Regions from separate parts of the Homo sapiens genome. Here region 1 is linked to region 2. The links are chromatin loops, found by intact Hi-C in ENCODE. Cell type or tissue: Calu3. All regions are shown on one strand. Links, peaks and the distances in the headings refer to the core of each region. The heading gives the core; the rest is flanking DNA. Region 1 overlaps ADAM23 (ADAM metallopeptidase domain 23). Region 2 overlaps ADAM23 (ADAM metallopeptidase domain 23).

The links. Peaks named below come from ENCODE experiments on the same cell type or tissue, not always from the same donor. Only the 100,000 strongest peaks of a DNase experiment are listed, where the experiment ranks them.
Region 1: it touches region 2 in a loop (2.5-fold over the local background); 19 of 110 quality-filtered maps call a loop at or near these places.

What each region holds. Positions count from the first base shown.
Region 1 is chr2:206,454,336-206,459,726 of GRCh38, reverse strand. The region is part of intron 2 of ADAM23 (ADAM metallopeptidase domain 23); the gene reads right to left. Among named protein-coding and RNA genes, the nearest start is that of ADAM23, 13 kb to the right of the region's middle. In Calu3, for the core only: no CTCF peak of the experiment used is centred there; a DNase peak (open chromatin) is centred at 2,386.
Region 2 is chr2:206,553,272-206,558,662 of GRCh38, reverse strand. It overlaps ADAM23 (ADAM metallopeptidase domain 23), which reads right to left. Exons shown (of 26, transcript NM_003812.4): 10 at 1,165-1,236. Among named protein-coding and RNA genes, the nearest start is that of FAM237A, 87 kb to the left of the region's middle. In Calu3, for the core only: a CTCF peak has its summit at 2,040; no DNase peak of the experiment used is centred there.

The DNA of each region.
Region 1 (5,391 bases), core at 250-5,249, 99 kb after region 2:
GTACAATCAAGAGTTCCATTTTGGGTATGTTAAGCTTGAGTTGCCTATAAGACATCCAAGTGGAGATATAGGTTAAATAGTTGGATATGTAGGTCTGTGTATCAAGGAAGAGATTATGCTTTCTGTGAAAGAACAAAGATTCTCAAACGATTACATCACAAACAAGTGTTTCATACAAGTAAGTTAATAAATGTTTAACACATTACGGTGTGAAAATATAAGGGAAGTCCAAGAACTCTGAAAAACTAAATGGAAAAACAAATTTAAGATCTGATGGCAGACAAGATAATTCATAAATATACTATTTGGGTAACAATCCTAAAATGCATTAGTAGGTCTTAAAAGGATTAACATCCCAAATAAAAGAATAAATAAGGATATAGTTATAGTTAATCAGAAGGGTAAAGAATAATAATTAACCATTTCCAAAAACTGTTTAACAAACCACTGCAAAGCCAAAAGTAATAAGACGGCATCATCTCAGTATCACACTGGTTCTGAAGGGAACAAGTGACAGTACTTATGCAGCCCAACGGTGATAAATGCTTCTAACTACAGTCTAAACGTTCTGCAGAGATGAAACTCCATTACATTACACAGGGCTGTCCACAGTAATTACCAAGTTTACTAACTCTCATAATTTTAGCCATAATTTATAAGAAGAGGGGAATCAGTGTATTAACTCTTCTTGGTTAAGACTGTTAAGACGCAAAAACCAAAATCTTATCTCCTTGTCATAACATATTCAATTGTCCTAGTGTCCAAATAAAAACAGAATTTATGTCTGATATTTCTACCCTGTTAAATTTCTTCTGGGTTGGGAGGTCTATGTCCTATTCTATTTGTCATGGTTTTATAATTGTTCCATTTCATTCCAAAGCCAGAAAACTACCAAAGGCAGATGAAAGTATTTCTTAGGTTTGGTTTCGTTTGGTGAGTTGGGGAAAAGAGAGGAGGTGGGTGGATGTCTAATTGGAATACATCTTGGGGAAATTATCATCTGAACGTGTGCTATTTATAGTATGAGTATTTGGGGCCATACCATACCCATCCTGACAATTAGCTCCAAGAAGCAAATGGTTCACCTTGACAACCCACTAAAATGCCTAATATCCAAGCCTGACTTAGAGTGCCCTGATTATAGGCAAAGGTTTATGGAAAACTTCTTTACACCCCTACAGTACAACTGCCTCAATGTGGTCCAGGGCTTGCAGCCTCTGAGACATCATGTGCATCCCAATGTAGTCTCTCCTTCTTAGGTGTTCACTTACGTCTGAGGTAGACCAATCAAGCTCATCTGCAGCCATACAACCAGAAAGACCCTGAGAATCACCCCTCGCCACAACTGTCTCACAATTACCCTTAAATCTCCTTTCTTTTTTAATGAAAGAAATACATTATTCATGAAAGAGCAGTTCACAACTTGGATTCCCTAAGCCTCTGGTCAGTCATTAATTGGTAACATTTCCCATGTACCTCCTGTATGCCAGGCACTGTGCGATTGATAAGGAAGCTGGGGCTTAGAGGGGCTAAGTAACTTGTCCAGTTCCAGATAGTTGGTAACAGCTGATCTGTCAGACCTCCAGAAACTTGACCTCCAACCATTCTTCCTCCAGAAGAGAGAAGTCAAAGGAATTTCTGACATTCTATACAGCCTAGCAGCACAATCATATTTATCCTGCAAATAAATGGCTACACTGGATCGTTAAAATGCCAATTTCCTTGCTTTGCACCAAAATATGATGTCAGTGTAGAAACACTGGCTATACTGCATTTCACATGCTGACAAAAAGTTTAAATTTGGTGTATATCATTTCCTTAATTAGTAAAAAATAAAGGGTATATTAACCAGTTATAATTAAATTCAGTTTATTTTGAAGACCTACTTCTTCAAGCAGCATACTTCTGTATTAGAAAATATTTTTCAAAACAAAAAGAAAATCTACTTCTAGAATGGTACGAATGTCTGACATATTATTTGGAAACACCAAACATAACCACTTTGTTCCATATACAAGAAAGAAGGAAAAACTGCTAGAGGAAAGTGAAAATTAAAGAAGGAAAGGTAAGCAGATAAGCAAAATATTCTAAAAATGCTAGTAGTTTAAACAAGGTTATTTATCTGGAGTACTCATTTAGGGAAGGAAAAAAAAAGATGAGAAAACCAGCTGGTCATAGAGGAAGGCCAAGTGAGGTGTGTACACATGCATATAGTTCAGCTGCAGTTAGTTCACAGGTCTTTATCATCAAGAAGAAAGCTGTCTACAAAGGACAGAAACTTCCCTATTCAACCCACAGATGTGTGAAAAAAGAAACAAGAGACTGGAAGTCTATAAACCACAGTCCTGGTCGTTTTGGTCACGCTAATAATTCTTAAGACCTCTAGCAAACTGACCTGACTTGTTTGGGCTTTTGACTCATTCTCTGGTTGCATTTCCTCATCCAGAACACAGAAATAATAATCATCTTGGCAGTTATGCTGCAAGGACCATGTGAGATTATAGATATGAAAGTGCCTCAATAAAACCATTCAGGTTCCATAGAAAGGCAATATATTATATTTATTACCAATGCATTGGAGAGTTGAGCTAAAGTTGATTTCATGCATTCTACTTACCTGAAAACATAAAAAGCAAGGATAAACATGGGGAGAGAGGACTCTCTTAAGCATTGATTGATTCACATTGTTAATGGAGCCCATCTGCAATACAGCTATTATAGTATATGGTATTAGCAGGCCTGCTTACAATTAAAAGACAGCACAAAGCACCCGACTAAGTGATTCAGACTACAACTTGATGCAGTAAATTATTAAATAACCACACTAAGGGAAAGGAGGTTCTAAAACAGGCACTGGAATTCAACAGATACTCAAAAACCTCTATCTCCATGACTCTGGAATGTTCTTTATGATGTCTCTAGCTGTGCTTGGATTTGACTACTTCTAAATTTAATCTTTAGCCCCACTGAGGGCAAAAAGAAGTGGTCCAGGAATACGTGACTACCTTGTTCTCACTACCATCTAAGATTTTTTTTTTAATGTGGCAGGATGACTCCCTCACTGTCATGCAGATAAGCAAAAGTGAGTGTGCCCAGCTATATAATTACAGATCAAAGCTCAAGAGCAACATAGTCACTGGTCCAAGGTTTACATGATTGGCTCTGTGCCTGCATGCAAATATCATGTTGAATTGTAATCTCCAGTGTTGAGGGAGGGACCTGGTGGGAAGTGACTGGATCATGGGGACGGATTTCCCACATCCTGCTCTCATAGTCACCAGTCCAGGGTTGATATGATTTGGCTCTATGTCCCTACGCAAATCTCATGTTGAATTGTAATCCCCAGTTTTAGAGGAGGGTCCTGGTGGGAGGTGATTGGATCTCGGGGGTGGATTTCCCTCATGCTGTTCTCATGAGAGTGAGTGAGTTCTCATGAGAGCTGATGGTTTAAGTGTGTGGCACTTCCCCCCTTGCTTGCTCTCTCTCTCCTGCTCCACCATGGTAAGGTGTGCATGCTTCCCCTTTGCCTTCTGCCATGATAAGTTTCCTAAGACCTCCCAGTCATACTTCCTGTATAGCTTACGGAACTGTGAGTCAATTAAACTTCTTTTCTTCATAAATTACCTAGTCTCAGGTAGTTCTTTATAGCAGTGTGAGAACGAACTAATACAGAAAATTGGTACCAGGAGTGGAACATTGTTATAAAGAAACCGGAAAATGTGGAAGCGCCTTTGGAACTGGGTAACAGGCGGAGGTTGGAACAGTTTGGAGGGCTCAGAAGAAGACAGGAAAATGTGGGAAAGTCTGGAACTTCATACAGACCTCTCGAATGATTTTAACCAAAATGCTGATAGTGATATGGACAGCAAAGTCCAGGCTGAGGTGATCTGAAATGGAAATGAGGAACTTATTGGGAACTGGAGTAAAGATCACTCTTGCTATGCTTTAGCAAAGAGTCTGGAGGCACTGTGCCCTGCTCCAGAGATCTGTGGAACACTGAAATTGAGAGATGATTTAGGGTATCTTGTGGAAGAAATTTCAAAGCAGCAAAGCATTCAAGATGTGACCTGGCTGCTTCTAAAAGTATGTGCCCATATGCGTGAATGAAGAGATGGGCTGAAACTGGAACTTATATTTAAAAGAGAAGCAGAGCATAAACGTTTGGAAAATTTGCAGCCTGACCATGTGGCAGAAAACACAAACCCATTTTCTCAGGAGAAATTCAAGCCTGCTGCAGAAGCTTGCCTAAGAGGAGGTGAATGAAAATGCCTCCAAGGCATTTCAGAGACCTTCATGGCAGCCCCTCCCATCATAGGTCCAGAGGCCTAGAAGGGAAAAATGGTTTCTTGGGCCAGACCTGGGCCCCATTGCTCTGTGCAGCCTCAGGACATGGTACCCTGCATCCATCTACTCCAGCTCTAGCCATGGCTAGAAAGAGCCAAGGTACAGCTCAAGCTCTTATTTCAGTGGGTCCAAGCCTCAAGCCTTGGTGGCTTCCACGTGGTATTGGGCCCACATGTATGCAGAAGGTAAAAGTCAAGGCTTGAGAACTTCTGCCTAGATTTCAGAGGATGTACGAAACACCTGGCTATCCAGGCAGAAATCTGCTGCAGGGGCAGAGCCCCCATGGAGAACCTCTATGAGGGCAGTGCAGAGGGGAAATGTTTGGTTGGAGCTTCCATACACAGTCCCCACTGGGGCACTGCCTATTGGAGCTGTGAGAAGAGAGTTACTGCCCTCTAGACCTCAGAATGGTAGATCCATCAACAGCTTGCACCATGCACCTAGAAAGGCCACGGGCACTCAATGCCAGCCCATGAAAGCAGCCACAGAGGCTGTACCCTGCAGAGCTATAAAGGCAGAGATGCCCAAGGCTGTGGCAGCCCATCCCCTGCATCAGTGTGCCCTGATGTGAGAAAGGCAATTATTTCAGAGCTTTAAGATTTAGTGACTGTCCTGCTAGGTTTCGGACTTGCATGGAGCCTGTAGCCCCTTTATTTTGGCCAATGTATCCCTTTTGGAATGGGAGCATTTACCCACTGCCTCTACCCTCACTGTATCTTGGAAGTAACTAACTTGTTTTTTATTTTACAGACTCACAGGTAGAAGGGACTTGCCTTGTCTCAGATGAGACTCTGGACTTGAACTTTTCAGTTAACACTGGAATGAGTTAAGACTTTGGGGGAACTGTTGGAAGGTATGATTGGTTTTGAAATGTGAGAAGAACAGGAGATTTGGGATGGGCTAGGGTGGAATGTTATGGTTTGGTTCTGTGTCCCCACCCAAATCTCATGTTGAATTGTAATCCTTAGTGTTGGGGTAGGGACCTGGTGGGAGGTGACTGGATCATGGGGACAGACTGCCCCATGCTGTTCTCATGACAGTGAGTTC
Region 2 (5,391 bases), core at 141-5,140:
TGGTTAAGATTCTCTTTTCCACATTCACTTGTGGTTTTCCTCTGAGAAGATAAACAAGAGCTGAAATTAAAGAAAATTAATAAACCAGGTGTAAATTGGCACTGAGATGCTATCCTAACTCTATATGAGATACTCGACGCACATCCACTCATGTTATAGTTTTGTGCAGCTGTGCCCACCAGGTACATAACATACATATGTTATGAATATTTACATGATTGGAGGTTTGTGGACTGCTTAAAAGGCAGAAAAGAAGGCAGCTCTTTGGAGTAAATAAGTATCATTTAGATATTTGGCAACTTATAAAAAATGGTGGGGTTTTTTTCGCATTTAAGAAGGAACACACAATAAAATACCCGATAAAAATATATTTAGCTAAGCAAAATAGCACTTTACATTACAACATATGGAGTAATATTCTATATTTAATTTCTGACTAGTCAACTTAAATATTCATTGGAACATAATATATAATGTTCATATCTATAGAGTTCTAACCTAAGGCAGGAAAAAGGCAGAAAATCTTAAGCATTTTCTGTAATTCACAAAATAAGTGAGGAAAACATATCAATATTGAAGATTTGTACAGTTAGAAGTCTTTGTAAGGAGATACATATTTTATTCTTCCAAATTAGTTTTATTTGGGGACTGCACTTATTTCCATCATCTAGAAATCAAGTATGAAATATCACACCAATGGGAACACTAAGAAAATATATTTGTGTCCTTAAAAAAATTTTTTTTGGTATTACCTATATTCTCCAAACATACTCTGCTTCAATCCATTTTTTCTTCTCTGTTACCACCATATATTTAAGAAAAGCCCAGTTGTTTCTTTAAAAAGTCTCATTTGCCAGTATAATAGCAAATAGATTTTGGTAGCTATTTCTCCACTGTTTTTGTCCTCCACAGACTGGGGGCAATAATGTATAGACGCAACTTAGAAGCAACACTAATGTATCTTTGGGATTCCGGGAATAACTCAGTCATCTGAAACTCTCAGAGCACTACTCTGTGAAGCGGACCATCCTATAATTCCTTAGCCAGATGAGCTTCAGGATTGTGTTTTTAAATTTGTTCAAGAAATACCTAAAGTACAAGTAAGCAAATAGAGATAAACCATTCCATCTTGGCACACAAATTCAAGAAAACCAGGATACTTACAGAATCCACAAGGTTGACCACGGACTTTGCAAAGTTGTTGGTATGTGCATGAGAAGAGCGATGCTTCTTATACTAGGGGGGAAATACATACCAGTCACTGCCAAATCATAAGTGAATAATAAATTTCAAAATGCTGTAAAAGCAGAAATATCTCAGTAATAGTAGAAATATGGATTTAAAAATATATAATTTAGTTTGTGGTATACTGGATTTGGTGGTGTTACTTCTCTGTTAGGTGGCAAAACTCTGACTATCTAAAACATGATGTTAGCTGGGCAGCATGGCTCACAACTGTAATCCCAACACTTTGGCAGGTGGAGGCTGGAGGACTGCTTGAGGCCAGGGATTTGAGACCAGCCTAAGCAACACAGTGAGATCCTGTCTTTACAAAATTTTTTTCAAAAAAAAACAAAAAAACCTACGATGTTCTGAATAATAGTAAGGACCTATAGAAATCGATATGAGAAGCTTTATACCTAAAAAGTAAGTTTTAAATTTAGTCTTAATGTCTACAAATTCAATCCTTTTGTTTTCATTGAAATGACATTTTGTAGCTTATACAAACGGCTTAACCCACTTGTCTCACTTTAAATTCAAGGCCACGCACAGATCAAGAAAATGTCTTTGTCAGTGCTTTAGATACTGTCCATGATATGGACAGCATTTGCCAGGCATTTAGTATATCCTTTCAGAGGAATGCCTCCTCCAAATGAAGCCATTTGCTTTTGACTGCTCAAAGTCAAAACAAAGAGAAGACAAAAAGTAAAAATGAAGTGTGCTGAGAGTTTATGATTGTTTATGTTTATTTAAGAAATAAAGAAAAGTAAATTAATAGAGTAATTCTACAATGACATCTGGAGGGCTACGTTTTTAGCAAGGAGTAGTACGCTTTGCTTAATGTCTTCAAGAGGACATTTGAAAACTGGTCTACCATAGGAAAATCATGCCCTCTACTGGTCCATGAGGTTATTATTTCTACAACACTAAGGAAAACAAAACCTACTTAAAACCACAGACTCAGATTTGCACAAGTCTTTGAAATTTACCTTCAATTATAATTATGAAAATAATGCATCTTTCATAAAGATTCAAAATATTTCTACATTAGAAAATTCTTTTATTTGTCCTTTGCCCATTCGCACCCTATATATAACTTTTGTCAGATTCCCTTCATTTCATTCTATCTGTGACTATGTTTTTTAAACAAAGAATATATATCTCAATGTTTACATATCTAATGTTTATTTTTTATAACAACAAAAACACTGATTACCCATAATAAATGCTAAATAAATTAATATTCTGCTATTATTATAGTATTCATGAATACATAACTGTTGGTATAATATTACTATTACTGTTCATGTTATTGCCACTACTGTACATCATAATCTGACCCAAACTGTCTATATTTGTGTTCTTTTAAAGTAAACTGTAATGTGTGCATATAACTGGGTCATAAAACATCCTATTAATCTGAAATTATTCAGGCATTATAACACATTTTGTAAACTTGGCATAAAGAAGTTTCTATAGATAGCTCAGCATTTTAAGTTGCCTAGCAAATTCCACAAGCTGAAAACTTTCCAAGATACACTTAAGAGTAAAAGGAAAAATATTAACATTAAGTTCCTCTGGGATGATGAAAATGTTCTAGTTCCACTGAATTGTGGATTGAAAGAGAAAACATTAGCTGATATCTATTCTTCTAATGCAGTGGTGTTACACACCTATTAAGATGAATTTTAGTTTGCTTCTGAGTATTAATTTGTTATTTTATTGAGATTTCTTTTTATAGCATAATGATCACGGAAAACATGACAAGTTTTAAAACATTTCAAGTTTTAAAAATTAATAAAATGAGGTATTTTAAAAGTCTATCAAAATGTAATGTTTTAAATTTATTTCATATTTGTAATTTTCAATCCTCTGATTTTCTTTTTAGAAAAATTATTTTGCCTGTCATTGTTATGTAAATTAGAGAGTGCCAAGAATGGAAACAGAGATACCTGTTGGGAAGCTACTGCAATAGTCCAGGTAAGAGATAATGGAGGCTAAACAACTGTAGAGAGAAGTGAATTCAAGTACCACTACGAGGGTAGAGCTCCCACGACTGGATGATGTATAGGATGTGGAAGGTGAGGAAAGAGAAGAATTAAAAGATAACTCCTAGGTTTTGAACTTGAATGGATGGGGGATTGTGGTGCCACTTAAAATAATAAGAGAGACTAGAAGAAGAGAAGTTTAGGACTAGGGAACTAAGAGTTCTGATTCAGAAGTTCTATTCAAATCAACACTAAAATAGAGATATCAAATAGGCAGTTCTGTATATGAGCACAGAACTTAAGGGGCTAGAGCTAAAAGTAGGGAATAACGAGTTTAAAGTCATGATCCCACTTAAAGACTTGAGGCTGCAAGTTGTTACTTAGGTAGAGAGTATACAAAGAGAAAAGAGCCCTGAACCAAGCCCTGCGGCACTCACATAATTCCAGAGGTCAGATTTTAAAGACTAGGAAGAAATAGCCAGTGAGGTGAGAGAGCTACCACGTCATAGAAGCCAAGAGATGAAATAAAATTTTCAAAAAAAGAGGGTAATCAACTGTGTCCAATATTGCTGAGAGAGTAAGACAAGGACAGAACAATGACCACTAGATTTGTTAACTTGAAGTGCCATTTAATTGGACACCTAGGGTTTAGTAGAAACTGTAAGTGTTTCGCCTAAAACAAATATTTGCTCCTCACAACTCTATGAGGTGGGTTTTATTATCCCCAAATAACTTACTCAAGATCACACAGCTAGAATTTAAATCCTTCTAGTCTCTAGGTTGAGGGAGGAGGTAAGCTGGTTCAGTTAACAATTCCTATTAAATAGTTTATATATATTCCTAACAAATCATGATTATTAATGAAAACTCAAAATTTGTTAGGTGTATATAAAATGTAGTGGTTTTTAAGTAAGGAAAACCAAGTGAGGTTTAAATTGAAAAATATTTAAATTATCCTCACATATTTACATTTATTGACGCATAGTTAAGTATGTAGCAAAACACGTACGCAAAACATTTGCTTTTCATGCACTTTATGCACTTTAAAAAATCTCAACCAATTTTCTATTAGAATAAGATTTTTAATATTTATTTTTAACTTAAGCAGCTCAAAGACATGTTTGCAGACTCTTATCAAGGCTATAATTGGCTTGCAAATGAGGTTCCACCAGCCAGGTACTAAGATACTTTTTACCAAATTGAGGGATTTTTCTTTTCTAATGGAAAGCCACTGATAATGTGATACCTATTGAAAATAAGATATCTGCATTTTTTTCAGGCAGCCAACGTTAAATCACTCTGAATTAAAGGGATAAGCTTGAATGCAAATGTAGGCAGAATGTTTCTATTTCCTGCATGAATTAGAACTAATTTTGCATATAAAGAAAAATATGCAATCACCATTTATAACAAAACTTACTTTCACATTTCTGATCAGTTTAAAACAATCTTTATTTAAAATGGTTGCTTTTCCTTCCTGAACACATGCAATCCTTAAGAAAACTGTCTTTTGAAAAAAAATAAGATTAGAATTTGGTTTTTCAACCCGAAGGTGAGAATTATCAAAATAACTATTCTGGATCGTATAGTATAAAGATTGTAAGATGAGTACTCTCAGTGAGATGATTATCCTAAAGCCCAGCAGCAAATCCCCACATATTCAGAAATAAATGTATTAATTATTCTAGTTCAGTTTGACTTTCAACATGTGAATTTAAGTACTTTGATCCAGTAAGTTCTGATATACTACTGAAGTGGCAATCAAATTTAAAAACAACCTTCATCTCATAGAAAGCATACCTCAAAAAATTTTTTTCAGCTCTCAAAAAAAAAATTCTTATAAAATGTCATACGTATTTGGGACTATTATGGATTAGAATGTAACTCTGTCTTAAAGCAAAAGGAATATATTTAGTTCTATTAGCCAAGAAGTACTATTTCTTTAAATAGTAGAAATCTTAGGCAATTTCTATTTTAGGCATTATTACCACTCAAAAATAAAAGCTTTCCTCTTTTTTGAGACGGAGTCTCACTCTGTCGCCCAGGCTGGAGTGCAGTGGTGCAATCTTGGCTCAGTGCAACCTCCACCTCCCGGGTTCAATCAATTCTCCTGTCTCAGCCTCCCAAGTAGCTGAGATTACAGGTAAATGTCACCACCTCCGGCTAATTTTTTAATTTTTTT